Linked DNA regions of Homo sapiens: all the other regions are linked to region 1. A link is a loop called in an ENCODE intact Hi-C map of the cell type or tissue named here. Cell type or tissue: K562. All regions are shown on one strand.

Region 1 (5,000 bases):
GTTAAGTTACCTTATCTCAACCATTTAAAGAGGAAAAACTGACTTTCCTCTTTTGCTACTACTATTTAGCCTAGCTTACTTCCAAAATGCCAAATAACGTTTTTTTAATTTTTAAACCAAAAAAAATGCAGTTTATTCTGGGTAACTTTCATTAAAATAAAAGATCCCAAATGAAATCTAATTATTACCTACCTGAGAGCATTCAAGTTAAAAACAAATGTTTCAAATAACCCAACAAGGCATAATTGCCTAATGAGTTTATTATCCTATAAACAATACAGTAATTATGACCTATGGTACAAACATAAAACAATACAAGCTTCTTTCTTCCCACAAATACACACTTCATCTGATCAAAACTATACACTAGAAAATATTACTCAGAGCTCATAGCGTAGACGCCAAGCTTTCTAACAGGCCTTAACTTGCACCTGCAAATAGATGGTGACTATTTCTCTTCCAAGTGAAAACTAAATCAAGCACAAAGATTTGGGGCCCCAGAACAATAACATCAAGTTTAGAGCTTGATTAAAAAAAAAAGAAAGAAATTAGATAGTGAAAGAAAACCTGAAGATGAAAATAATGTATTTTATCAACTTGAACATGGATGAAGAGAAAACCTACAGGTCACTTTAACAGTAAGGACTCAAATCCTAAATGACAGAAAATTCTTATAGATTATTAAATGAGGCTAGAATATAGACCTAGATCTAATGGGGTAAAGAAAATTCAGAGGGCTTCAAAAACAGAAACCCAAAAAGAAAACAATAACCATCCAGTTGATCAAGCCTTCATTTTCCTATTCTTGGATGTATAGGTTCAAATGGTAAATGATGAGTTGATGCCACAGAGGAAAAAATAGGTACAGGAAGACTAATGTGAAATGAGCAAAAACACTAAAAAGCTTATGTGAGTGTCTTTTTTTCCTCTTAGAATTTCTGTCTACAACGAAACTGCAGGACTCTTGATACTTTCACAAGAATGCTGTAATTTCCACACTGCCATTCTTTTACTCTGAAAAGCTTAATGTATTTCAGTAACAATGAAAAAGTCCCACTATTGAAATACAACAGTGGATACACCCTAAATGTTACCAAGGGAATGAAAAGAAAACAAGTCCAAAGGACAAAAACTGGATACTATAAAACTGAGATATAAAGTCATTCAAATTCCTAAGAAACTTGTTTTTGGATCATATCAAGACTTTATATGACCTCATTTTAACCTATACAAGGCAAAATCATATGACAAATTTTGAGAAATATAGGGTAAATCAATAATTCTCTTCCTCCAGTTTTTAGACTATCTTTTAAAAATAATACTATTTAATATCTCACTTTCATATTTCAATTTCTGAAGAGTTTGGCTATTGTGACTATATTTCTTTATATGCTAAATGTTGCAGCATGTATTTGAATTTCATCTTCACAATTACAATGTTGCTTATTAAATATTTTTAATACAGAGTCCTTGACTAACTTCAATAATAATATGCCTTGGGAACATCAGAGAATCAGATGAAAACTTACATTTTCAAAATAACAGTATTTTAAATAAGATATGCTAGGTAAATATGCTGAAAGTTAGTTACAAATTGCACAATTTAAGTATTGTGCAAGAAAATACACCCAAAACCTACTTTCACATTTTTATTTGATTTAGTTTTTGAAAATCAACTTTTTCTTAATTCATGAAAACAAAAGTGCCAGCTTAGTTAATACATATTTTATGCATTATAGCTTGATTACTGAGTAATTAAATTGTATACCAATGAGGCATACTAACTCTTGAAAAATCTATATTTGGATGCTATACTCAGAGTTTTCTTAAGATAAATTAAATCAGAAAAGGGTGAAAACAATTTCAAAATGACCCAAAGCTTCAGTCCACACGTCATTTGAAAACAAAGTTTTTCAATGGTAAGCAAACAACAAAATGTATCAAGAAATGACTTAATCAAAAAAGGCCATTTCTTTCTCAATGCTTGACTCCATTAGTCTTATTGGCCAACCATGGACATATGTATATGTTTTCAGTGTATGCGTAAGAGTCAAATATTTCCTTGGAGATGTCAGTTTTGTCGAAAATGCAGATACAGTAATTTTGATGCCAAAAATGATATCAAATTTGCTTTCCCCACAAAAATTTTGGATTTTGTCCTTGATTTATCAAAAACAGAGACCTTTGTGAGAAGGGAATGACTCAAATTGGTTAGCCCACCAAATTTGGGCTTAAATAAAATAGAAAGTTATAATACTTTATTTGAGCTTTTTTTTTTTTTATAGAAACCGTATGCATGACTTTCACTTTCTAGAAAGTGGTTTTCTCTTGAACACACATCAGAACCATTCATCATAATATAATTGCAAGTTGTCAGTCAGGGCCGCACCCTTCACTTTGTGGCAAACCGCCAACACATCTGTCAGAAGCACTCATAAGCTTCCGTGTGTTATTGTAATCCTCTACAAAGAGAACAAGCTCATTCACCGATTTCACATTTTCCAAACAAAACAATGACTTCTTAAAACCCAATCCAAATCAAACTGTGTTTCCCTATAGACCATGAGCTACTTTCTCACCAAATGACTAATGGCACCAGTAGTTAAAGAGAATCGTATTATCTTGTGTACGGTTGAATTACTTATGTGCTAGACATGCATTTTTAAAAACAAAGAAAGGTGTTCATATTGTATGGTTATATGTATGAATATTCAATATGCATATATAAGGACACTGTAATAACATAAATAACATACTATTTCAATAAATTCCTTTGCCTTAATTATCGTTTTGTCATATAAATACTACATATTGATAGAAACCAAATCCATTTTAGTTGAAAACAAAATGTACTCTGGAGTTATAGCAGATCAGTACAATTGTCATTAATTTAAATCATCCCTACAGTCTGAAAGAGTCAGCCCTCAACAAAGTAGGACAGTAGAAAGAGGATAAACTTCCTTGCAGCTACACGAGAGTTAGAGTTTTTCTATTCACTCTACATCTGCCCTTCCAAAGAAGTTTCCAAGTATCAGAAGTAAAGCCTAAAACTTTATTACCAACAGAATAAACCCCTTTAAAAAATAAAATTGGATCCAAGATGTCAAATGTTCAGAAGTCATAGCTTTTCAAATTGCTTTTGGTCGTGTATGTGTCACATATATGTGTATGGTCATTGCTACCCTGCCTGCATGCTCTCTCTCTCTCCGAGTAACAGAGACCCCAAAATGCTATGTCAAAGAAGTTTTCGTACATTTATTTGAATGAAAGACACATGAATTACCATTGAAGATATGAGTATTTTTCCCACAAGATAGAGCAATCTTTACAAAGACACACATAAATATTTATATCCACACATTATATACAGATGTATTTCATTTTTCCTACTGTATTTGTCAGACATAATCAAAGCTTTCAGGAATAGTGGAAGTGATTGGAACAAAATCTCCAAACCTAGTAAAACTTTGTTGATTCTTAGTAATCAATAACATACGTATTTAATAGACCCTATGGTGACTATAAAACAGATTCCATATTAATATCTGTTAATATAGTACTTAAGTCTGGCAAGTGATTTAAACATTCTATATTATTTAAGCTTCATTAAATGTGTTATTTAATGTTGTCACCTAGGTAATAACTTCCCAATATTATAAAAGATTCAAAAAGGTTAAGTGATTTTCCCATGATGATACACCAACGCAAATTCATATCTTCAGATTCCAAAAAAGTCATGGCTTTATTATGTGTATTTTCACTGAGTTATACGAACACACAAATATAAACGTTAACATAAAAGCAAGTTACATAATATTAGACAAGTTATATACACAAGTTATTATATATAAAATCACATATATATAAAATCATGTATATATATATATATATATATATACACACACACCCTTTTACTAAAAAGGACAATACAGATTTAGGAAATTCAGGACATACAATGCACACTAGATGCAAGAAAAAAAATTAATTTGGGATACTTTCTCTCATAAATCTCAGTAAGTTTACCACAATATTTTCATATATTCATTTCTCAGTCAAATATATAGTCATGAAACTCAAATAAAATGCCTTATATCTGTTCCCTTCCATTGAGGTGAAGAGATGCAATCAAATAATTCTTATACTAAATATTATAAAATAATAATAAAGAATATGTATTTGATGAAAGGATAATGAAACCATGCCTGCCAGTCTTTATTGGAAAGAAATACAGATATTCATTTATTTTACTTTTCATCAAGAAAGTAGTTAAGTTTTCTGGACTCAAAATAAAGTTTATTTTTAAAATGTTTACAAGTTTAATTATTGGAACATTACATACACAATGAATGTGAAGTAGAGATTAATACAGGAATTTCTTGAATATGCAAAGTAACTCTATCAAATTGGCCAGCTATAACTGTTTCTTGATACCCACTAACTTTTTTAAATTTTTAAGCCCAGTTTTAAATGGTGGTTAAAAAAACACATTTCCATGATAAGAACATTTGATCCTGAACAGTTTTTGAAAGTCTATTTGCCATTTTGAAGATATATAATTCATTATTATTGAATTATATTTATTATTAAACCATAGCAAAAATAGGTATGAATTTGGAGGTTATTTAAAGAAATTTCAAACTAAATATCAATTGTCAAAATATGTATACGCCAAAAAACTATACATTTTGACAATCCATTACTACTTTATCAGCTATGAAAATTAAAAATATTTTTAAACCACAGTTTTAAAATTAATGTTCTTACTACTTGAAGTGATTATACAAGCACACATATATTTGCCCAATATTTTGGCAAGATATCAAATACAACTCTATAATTGCCCATATTAAAAATGGGAGAATCAAAATTTATTTGGTGAGAGAGAGAAAGGGAGCCCTATGAGATGTGAGTATATATATATATATATATATATGTAAATTATATATAATTTGTATATATATGTAAATTATATATAATTTGTATATATATATATATATATA
Region 2 (5,000 bases), 310 kb before region 1:
CAAAAAAGCAAAAACACATATGACAAAGGAAGACAAAGGGAGAATGCACATGAGCAGACCTGCAATGTGCAGCATACAAAACAGTTAAATATTTGCACATTCCCCATACTCCAAGAGCACCAGCACTGAGGCCTCACTTTATGCTTGTGGTTCTTCAGGAATAAGAAACTACTGAGCAAGATATGTCACTGAGTTTTCTTCAAGCGTTCATATTGCCATGGACACTGATTAGAAGAGTTATCTGCATTAAGCATTACCTTTCTGCCCCCACCCCGCCCACCCTTACCTCTGCCCCAAAGGTACCAGCATTCCAAATATTTGTTCATGAGCTTTTGGAAAGCAATCTGTCCCCAAAGGGAAAGATAGAATGGGGATGAAAAGGAAATGTGTTTGCATATCAATATTTTCAATGATATTAGTACAGGGGCACGCTCAATAGGATATGGCATCAGAAACAGAACATCATTGGCAGGAATAACAGACAGAAGTTGTTTATTAGGGAAGAAAACATGTCAGGGAGCAGATGACTTAAGGAAATGATGCAAGTGCTTTTGTGAAAGGACAAATGAGGTCATACAATATTATTATACTTTGAGAAGTGAGCTTAAGTGCCAACTCAATTCTTAGACAAACGTGTACAAAATCAGGCAGGGCTACAGCAACCATTTTTGTCATTTTCTCATTAAAAAGGAAGACCCAGTAGTAATTTCAATACATTCCTCTAGCTGCATTTCTTTGCAGTTGTTGGCACTTGGTACAGGACTTCTCATATGATTTAAAATTACTAAGTGATTCTTTTTCCTCTCCCTAATGAGTTGGTAGAGGTCAATTCTTTGCAAAATGAGTAAATTGAGAGAAGCAGCCTCAGCTGTGCTGTTCAAGTGACCAGGCTGCCTTCCTACTGAGGGTAAATGGGCTTTCCTGAAACAATCCCTGCTTTCTGCTAGTGCTTGTGCTCCTGGCTCAGGAGGGTGTACTCCGAAGAAGCAGCCTGGCTTCAGAAGGAAAAGAAAGCAGCCTTTAATTTCAGCCCTAGAGTGATCACGCCCTTTTCAAACACCCTCAGGCTCCCGTGGGGCTAATGTTCAGGGGAGGCCAGAATTCGACAAGCTCAATAGCACTGTGAGCCCACACCTGAATTTAGAACTTGGCCTGGGCTTTGGTGTCAGGACCCTGGCAAATCAAATCAGGCCTGAGGACAAGGCTGGAGAGTATCAAATACCTAATGAAGCAAACCGAGGTGCTTCTAAAAGGCTGAGCTGGGTACACATGAAAACAACAAAGCTTCCGTACCTTACTGGAAAAGACACTGCTTCATATCTGCCAATGAAATAGAAAAGTTGTCAGCCTAGCGGCTCGTATCCGCAAAGCGACCTTTTTTTTCTCTCTCCCTTCCTACTTTTTTCCTTTCTTCCTTCTTTTCTCCTTTTCCTTCCATTCCATATGGCTATTTTTTTTTTTTTTTTTTTTTGGGAGAGGATTGCCTGGCAGTGTCCCAATTCTAAGTGACAAGGAGAACCCTGACCCTGTAAGTTCTTTAACAAAATGGAGATAATTTTTATTTTTGATTTGAAGATACTATGAAATAGGGAGCACCGCAAAAACAAAGTTGCTTAACATTCTTGAATCTAAACTGACATGACGGGACGTTTATTAACGGCCGATCTCAGAGGTGGATTTTTGCCTTTGTAGTGGCATTCATGCTTCTTGCTATTAAATGGTCACAGAACTATCTTAGAAGATTTATGTAGACTCCCAAAGCAAACTGACTGTCTCCTAACTGTAGTGGAAATTTAGTATGTCCAATCATCAACTTTCTGTAAGAAAAAAGGGAAATGTCTGGATCTGTGGACAGTGGGTTCTGAACTGCATGAGAACCCTGGTGAAACGTTTTGCTGTCCCAGCTGCAGGCCAAACACTGCTCTCTCACTGTAGCTGATAACTCACTACCCCGAGAGGCACAGTGACTCATCAACTTTCAGTTTGGACCAACATCTATGGATAGAGAACAAAAAGGAAATACATAACTTATATCTCACTAAGTATTCATGAACCAAAAATAAATTCTATTTCTATGTTATATTTACACAATTAGAAAAATCTAAAATGAGATGGTAAAGTCATATAAACTTTGTTTAAGCCCCACTGAAAATAAAATGAATTGATCCCTATGATTGTCATTCTTAATTTCCATGGATATTTAGAGCCAAACTTGGCTAATAAATAAACTGCTTATACACAAAATTTAGATTCAAATACAGCATTACTGTTTGATCCAATGAAAAAGACGTTTACAATCAGATCATTCCTGAATAGCCTTTCATTTTTAAGAACATGGCTAAAAGTAAATGAACCCCAGTACTGAGGCAGAGCTGGAGCTAAAACAAAGTGTTCATACACACATGTATTTTGCATAAATAAATGAAATAACAAGACATAAAAATGACTCAAATCCGGCAACTGTGAGGCAAGCCCACACGAGTCGAAACAGATGACTTTTGTTCATGTAGTTTTCGTACAACAGTTTCACATTAGTCAGAAGTGATAAAAAATACCATTTATATCCAGTGCTTATAACACTTACGAAACAACATCTGTGAGTGTGTGTGTTTTTTGTTTTTTTTTACTTACTATGAGCAAAATCAAGTTTCAGTCCTAAAGAACAGTCCTTTGTTCTCCACCAGCCCAGAATATTATTTTGGCATGGTCATAAAAACAAACAAAATTAACCTACTATGCTAAATGTTTGCTTTTGTGCAAAATTAATTACATACAATACAATGCTAGCCATACAACACTCTACCAATGCAACAAAATAAGAAAGAAGTGAGAGAGAGCAAAAGCAAAAGCCAAAGAGAAAGAAAAAAAACAAGAGTGAACTGAGGAGGAGAGGTATATAATCAAAGAAATCAGTAAGACAATAATAAATACTCATTTTTTGAGAGAAAAAATGACCTCCTCCTCATTTGAAATAAATGTACAAAAACAAATTTCTAATCCCCAACCAACATGAATAACAAAGAGTTCCTATCAGTACCTTAATCAGCTTATAGAGAGCACTCCCAGCTAACAGAATAGCTTGTAATTTCTTGGCTAGACCTGTTTATTGCTATTAGGCCTTGAGCACTCTTAAATAAATACAAAGGTACACTATTTTCTTCCAAGTGACAAAATGGCTCAAGAAATCTGATGGGGCCATTCCTATGTCCTGGTGATCAGATTCTGGGTTGTCCCATGAGGTGAACTATCCCATTCACTGACATTCTCCCACTAAACCTCTCTGGGGGAAGCCCCCCGATAGACAACCTGTCCTAGTTTCAGGAAGGCCAAAATGACATGGCAGAGCTCCCTGTAGTTAGGAGATGGGGAATAAAACCTCACTGCTTCCCACCCCAGTAGCATGTCTTCAAAGAAATCCTTGTGTGATAAGTGCAGTTCATTTTGTTCACACGTAGGCAGGTCCCCATGTGGCTACAGATAGAGTCAGCCAGAGGAACTCATCTGCTGCCCCCGGAGCTATCTGTTCCCCAGAGTTAACAGTAGGAACATCCCATATAGGGAATGTATTCCCCTCCTTCTCCTCCCTTACAGTTTTCTTTCATTCTCTAGATGTATCATGACTATTTGCCACCATCTTTGCTCTGAGGCTGTCATGTGGCTTTTTGCATCCTGGGGATTTTGCAATGAACTCCCTAGATGTGCCAGCTGGGACAAGGCAACTCAGTGTAAAGGTGCCAGCCCATGACAGCTTCACTGAGATTCCTGCATGGCCCACGAGCCTTGGGCTTCAGGTTTGGCCGCAGGACTCTCCTGCCTGGCAGTCACCACTGTTGAACCTTGCTGCTGAATGGAATTCAGGGGGAAATGCCACTGATGCAGACCCTACCACTTGTGAACTGAATTAGGGGAAAATTCTGGCAAAAGACTTGAGGTCACAGTGAACCTCAGGGGCATACCTGTTTAAGTGTAAGACTATATACCTATATCCCAATACACAGCCCTGCAGCCAGATACATACTCATGATTAAAAACAATAATAGGTTTTTAATAATATCTTGGTTTCAGAAATGCTTCCAGGCGTTCTGGGGACATAAAATCACTATGTACACAGGAGAAGGAGGTGAAAAGGACGGAAAAGTTCTTCGGGGAAGGAAGGTGAAAAACAAGAATTATTAAATTAATGCCACCAACAATTGAAAAAAAATAAATAGCAAGTGGACCCTTGACATTCTGGAATGAATAAATTATTTAAGATAAAATGTGTTAAGACTGAATGTCAGGGTTAAAGGCAAAGGGATAATGGATGTAGTGAGAGGTGGTCTCAGGCAGAGAAGACCACTCTGTCGATATCTGGTGTGGCGGTTGCTCTGGTGTGTGTATGTCATACCACATCACGCACTGATGGCACGTCAACAGGCAAACACAATTGGGTCCATGCACTGTGGCAACCTTGTTCATTCCTTACAATATCTTGTCTCCAGATTCCTGAGTACCTTACCATTTTCTGGAAAAAAAAATGTTGGTTTGCTATTTTATTTTAAGATGCCAAAGATTGTCTAAGACTTTGCAGTGTCTCCTTTAAGACTTTCAAAATATTAAGATTCAAAAGTTACGAAAAAGTTTGGCACATTCAAAGTTTAACTCTACAAATGGAAAATTGGAATTCCGAGGCCTTTTGAATATGCTCTACATGCAGCTGCACACGCCGTGGACTTGTTCTGTTTCACAATATGAAATCCTCAGTTGTTTTCTAAAATAATTCAGAATAAAAACACATTCACAACCTGTAGGCCGGCACAGCATACCTGAGTGAGAATGTTTAACCCCATCTAAAACAGTAACTTAAACCTTTATCAACATCCAAAAGAAAAAAAAAGTAAGACAAAAATATAAGACTTGTAAGACATCTACGGGTTGAGATAAGTTTCAAGTCCTGGTGTCTCATATTTAATATGTCTTCACCTAAATTAAAAAAACAACAACAACAACAATAACAATAA
Region 3 (5,000 bases), 57 kb after region 1:
ACTGGGAAATCTCCCATGAGTCTTCCTAGAAAATACTATTCAGTGATTCAAGGTAAGGATGGCCATTTTCACCTGTTAACAGAAATCTAGGCTTGAACTTTACTAAAATTGAATGAATTTCCAAAATCCAAAAATGAGAGAAGTAGTAACTAAATGTCTCAAGAAGTCTAAACCTTACAGGTTTATGGACTTTTTTCCAGTGCTTCATAGGCCAATCAGGTATCACAAAGGTGTACATAAATCTTACCTTAGGAGTTATGACTATGACTATACACTAGTTAGAACCAAGTGAACGAGTGGGTTTCACTACACTTTCTAAAGTACAGTCTCAATAAAAGTGGGGAAATAAATTTCATTTTGGTGCTGCCTACTATCTTAAATGACAAAATCTTACAAAAAACTGGCAACAATTCAAGTTTTTAAAATCTTCTCTAAAATAACAAGATTAGAAATCTTCTCAAAGTCTGTCATAACAGCATGACTGAAGATTAGATCCTCACTAAAAATTCCTGGATTGTTATCATGTAATGACAATAGCTCCATTCCCAGAAATGGTACAAAGTCCACACCAGCAATTTTATGACTCCAAGTGAAAAACACAAAACACTCCAGAGTTGATTAGCAACTTCATGAGACTGAAAGCTAGAGAAGCAGAGTAGAAATTGTTTGCAAGCAAGAAGGTGTTTTCCCCAATAGTTATTTATTAAATATCTCAGCATGCCTACCATTATTTTCATTCAATTACAACAAAGGGCATTATTGACATCTTTTATTTAAGGTGGAAACTTATTTTAAAACTTTTCTAGAAGATAAAAACTCCCCTGGAGGAATTTAAGTAGGTCTCTAAAATAAGAAGTTCAGATATTCTGGGGCTGATAGTCCACTATGGTTATTTCTACCTACTTAGACTAGTAGTTAAAAGCCACATGTATATTTTTGCCAAAATGTGTATCAATATAAGAATGTGTGTAAGTGTACACATGTACATAAGTTCCCACTTACAATCATCACATTTTGTATCTCATAAGAGTGTTGGTGCCTTACCCACATCTCCATGGCCTACCACAGAAGCCACCTACTAAGAGTTGCTTCTTAGGCAAAAAGCTTGTCTCTCACCTCGGCCCATTCTCTGGCCGAGAGCATTTCTACTCGCTTCCCTCCTCTCCTTGGTCTCACCAACGTCATTTCTTGTCATTCTTGACTATGTTTCTGCCCACATGTACATTACTTAAAACGTTGTCTCCACCCTTTGTGTAAATTTTGTCTTCTTCAGAATCTCTGAGAACTCTTCAATGAATAACCTCCCTAACTGTTCACTCTTCTGCTTATCATCAATCAAACTCTCACCTGCACCACTGCAATGGTTTCCTAATCGGTGTCCCTGTTTCTGATGTTCTCTCTCACAGTCCACTCTCTACACAGCAGGCAATGTGATCTTTTAAAAACATAAATCAAATCATGTTACTCCCTTGCTTAAAATTTTCCAATGGCTTCTACTTACACTTGAAAGAAAGTTTAAACACTTCCCTGTAGCCTATGAGACTCCATAATATCTGTAATCTGTCAGCCTCCCTGATTTCATTTCATACCATTCTCTGCCTCACCAGCCACTCTGTTGTTTTCTGTTTCTCAAACATACAAACTACAAGACTTTTGTACTTATTATACACTCTGACTGGGTGTCTTCCCCAAATCTTTGCACAGTGATTCTTTTTATTCCAATTTCAGCTCAAATGTCACCTCCTCCAAAATAACTTCCCCAGTCTTTTTAAAGCAGTAATTCTCTATCACATGTTCTTACTTAATTTTCTTCATAGTACTTATCATTGTCTGAAATTGTCTCACTCTATAAGACTTCTTTATTGTCTGCCATACTACTAGACTATAAGTTCTATGATAACAGGGATCTTAACTACATTATTCACAAGTTAGTCCTTGTGCCTGGAACTTTAGTAGGTACTATACACTCAGGTATCCAGTGATGATAATAACTCCTTTCTAAATTATACTCTAAAGCAAAAGAAAAAAAAGTAAGGAAGGGAAGGCTCAAAATAACATGTACGTTGCAATTTATCTGTTTGATACAAGTAGCTATACATAATTTGCACCAAAAAATTGTATGTAATCTGCAGACAAGATCACCAACAATATATAAGTTTATCTGTCCTTTCTACAGTTACAATCTAGCAGATAATTATTACACACAATATCATATACAGGTCATGAAACATTATCACAAAAATATTCCTCTCCATGCTTATTAACATCAAAAATAATAATATCCTGTACATTTTTCCATGAAAAAAATTATGTGAATGTATTCCAGCCTAATGAGTCAGTCCTAATGAGAACAAAAGCACATTTTAGTGGACAGTGTCAACATTCCTCTGCAAAAAAGGTATTGGCACACTGGGTGCCATGATGAAAGTGGTAGCAGTTGTGGATAGAGGATAGTGAATCTTATTTACATTAACTTTCCAACCTTCAAATGGCTCTCACTAATTAACATAGCACATTAAATTTATAATTCAACAATTTGGTGTGTATAAATAGGTAATTATGATTAAAATCAGAATCTAAAACTTTTTATCTCAAAGTGGTCCTTGAAATCCTATTTCTAAAATTTCTATTCTCCTTCTTTGCTTATGCCATTACAAATTATTTTTCTTGTTTGAACCTATGTGGTCTCATATTTTGTTGCAGTGTCACCTCAAAATAATCAGAATTTTCACATTTAAAGATTTTTTTTCTAATCAGGAAGTGGGAATTAGTAGAGCTTCTTTGCTTTGTCTTCACCTTCTCTGACAGAAAACTTCCTCTGTGGTCATGACATTTCAAAGTAAAACCCTTCCTGTACCCAAGAGATAAGAAACTTTTAGGGCTTGTTTCTAACAGTTCATGAATGAGGGCCATGAGGGCCATTACAGAAAGTAAATAACAATGGAAACTGTATAAGTGCTGAAAAAATTATTGTTATTTTTTAGATTTTCTTTTAAGTTTTATTTTTTCACAACTATTTTTTGCGACTCTAAGTACAGAATATGATCCATTAAAAAACTACAAGTTTTACTTGATTTCATAAACATGTTTTTGACTTCATATTTATTTTAAAGTAGAATGAGGTAAAATGTTTATTAAATTTTATATTAGCAGAGTCCTCCCACTCCAACACACACTCACACATACACACACACAATATATGTAGGTTTGCAGGTCTGCCCAGAAACTTAAAATCCTTCTATTGTTTTTTTTCCTGTAAGTGTTATGGTACTTACAGTATAAGTCATTACAGGTCTGATATTACAGTTGTTACAAAATATTGAATCTATCCAGTGAAAAAGAAGCACAAAGGGAATTTCCAAATGCAGCTGCTATTTCCCATTTGTTAAATCCTTTTATTACACCATATAAGTACACAGCTGGGAAATACTATAGAGTGGGAGTTTAAACAAAATATTTTGGCTTCTAGTCATTCGGAATACACAAAGGCTCCAGTGGAAAGCAATGTTTGATAGCAAAAGAAAGTGAAAGTTTGAAAACATGTCTAGCAAGTATGATTTCTTTTACATTAATATTTAACTTATTTGTACCATTAAACTATTTTATACTATCATAAACCACATTTAATATAAATTTGGTAAGAAAATTATTAATATATTTTTAAGACAAAATTTTAGATCATAAAAGTTTGATAATAACCCACCAAAGTAACTTGGCATTTATCAAGATACAAACAAAATTTTTCTAGGAAAAATAAGTATAGTGTTCTCAAAGAAATAAAATTTGAACTGTATTATTTCTTCTTCTACCCATATTTTCCAGTCCAGTTATTTTTATTTGTCTATGACTAGATTTGGCATAAAAGCCAAAATATGTCTTAAACCCATCCTTTCTCTCTAGCCACTCTTCCTTTACATTAATCCAAGCCATTCATCTCTCACCTAGACTTCTGAAATAGACTCCCAGTGGGTCCTCCTTCTTTCACTCTTGTCTCTCTCCCATCCATTCATTATACCACGCCAGACTTTATCTGTTTGAAATGTTTTTGAATGCTTCAAACGTTTTCCATTGAACTTAGATCAAATCTCACATCCATAATGTTATCTCCAAGGTCCTGTTTGATATAGCCCCTACCAATCTCTCCAACTATATCTTATCCTATATTGCATCCTTCATCATAACTCTCCAGCGACGAAGGCCATCTTTTACTTTCTGAAATTAAGCAGTAACTTTCTCACTTCAAATACTTCATACATGCTGTTCCCTCTGCAGTTTTACTCTTTGTTCCACTCTACCTGGTTAGTTCTTACCATCCTTGGCTCAGTGAGGGCATTCCTAACCATTTATTCTAAATTAGGTTTGCCCCATTATGTTCTCACATAGCATTCTGTTCTTTCTCCTCACACATAGCAAACATCACATTTTAATTATATATTTGTGTATATATTTATTTAATTTCTATTCCCTCTCCCAGACTATAAACTCCATGAAGGCATGCATCATGTCTGCTTTGTTCACCACTATATAGTCAGCACCTAATAGAATGCTTGGCACATAGATGGTACTCAATAAATATTTGTTTAAATAAAAATGAAACATCGCTCCATTATCTTGCCAATACGCAAGTGGCAGTGACTGGATATCTATTTCACCTTGGAGGTGTTAAAATGAACAACTTAAGTTCAATCAGAAAAACAGACTTGCTTTATTACCTTCTTCCTACTCAAGAAAAATAAATCTTCCAGTGGATCGAATTGTACAATTTTGATCCCTTTCAAAACTAAAATTAGTCTAGAAACTACCTTTCAATCCTCTGCTTCTCACCTACTGTTTCAGAGCATTGACTGTGTCTGCAAAATCATCTGAAAAAGAAAAATGTCTGCCTTCATAAATTATTGAATTAAGTCTCTGAGACATTAAGCATCAAATAAGAATTTAAATATGTGTTATTAGTAGTAAAGGCATTGTAAATATTACCTTATTTTTGTTAAGAAATAAAA

The links. Hi-C counts contacts between places; a loop is a spot of excess contacts. Peaks named below come from ENCODE experiments on the same cell type or tissue, not always from the same donor. Only the 100,000 strongest peaks of a DNase experiment are listed, where the experiment ranks them.
Region 2: a loop joins it to region 1, with 2.6 times the contacts of the local background. A loop is called at or near these places in 2 of 110 quality-filtered maps.
Region 3: it touches region 1 in a loop (4-fold over the local background); 3 of 110 quality-filtered maps call a loop at or near these places.

What each region holds. Positions count from the first base shown.
Region 1 is chr11:16,278,110-16,283,109 of GRCh38, forward strand. All of the region lies in intron 3 of SOX6 (SRY-box transcription factor 6), which reads right to left. Among named protein-coding and RNA genes, the nearest start is that of SOX6, 76 kb to the right of the region's middle. In K562, no CTCF peak of the experiment used is centred here; a DNase peak (open chromatin) is centred at 2,392.
Region 2 is chr11:15,967,624-15,972,623 of GRCh38, forward strand. SOX6 (SRY-box transcription factor 6) reads right to left here. Exons shown (of 16, transcript NM_001367873.1): 16 at 1-5,000. It overlaps MIR6073 (microRNA 6073), which reads right to left and starts at 1,998; the gene lies at 1,910-1,998. In K562, no CTCF peak of the experiment used is centred here; a DNase peak (open chromatin) is centred at 1,938.
Region 3 is chr11:16,335,182-16,340,181 of GRCh38, forward strand. All of the region lies in intron 2 of SOX6 (SRY-box transcription factor 6), which reads right to left. Among named protein-coding and RNA genes, the nearest start is that of SOX6, 19 kb to the right of the region's middle. In K562, no CTCF peak of the experiment used is centred here; a DNase peak (open chromatin) is centred at 2,870.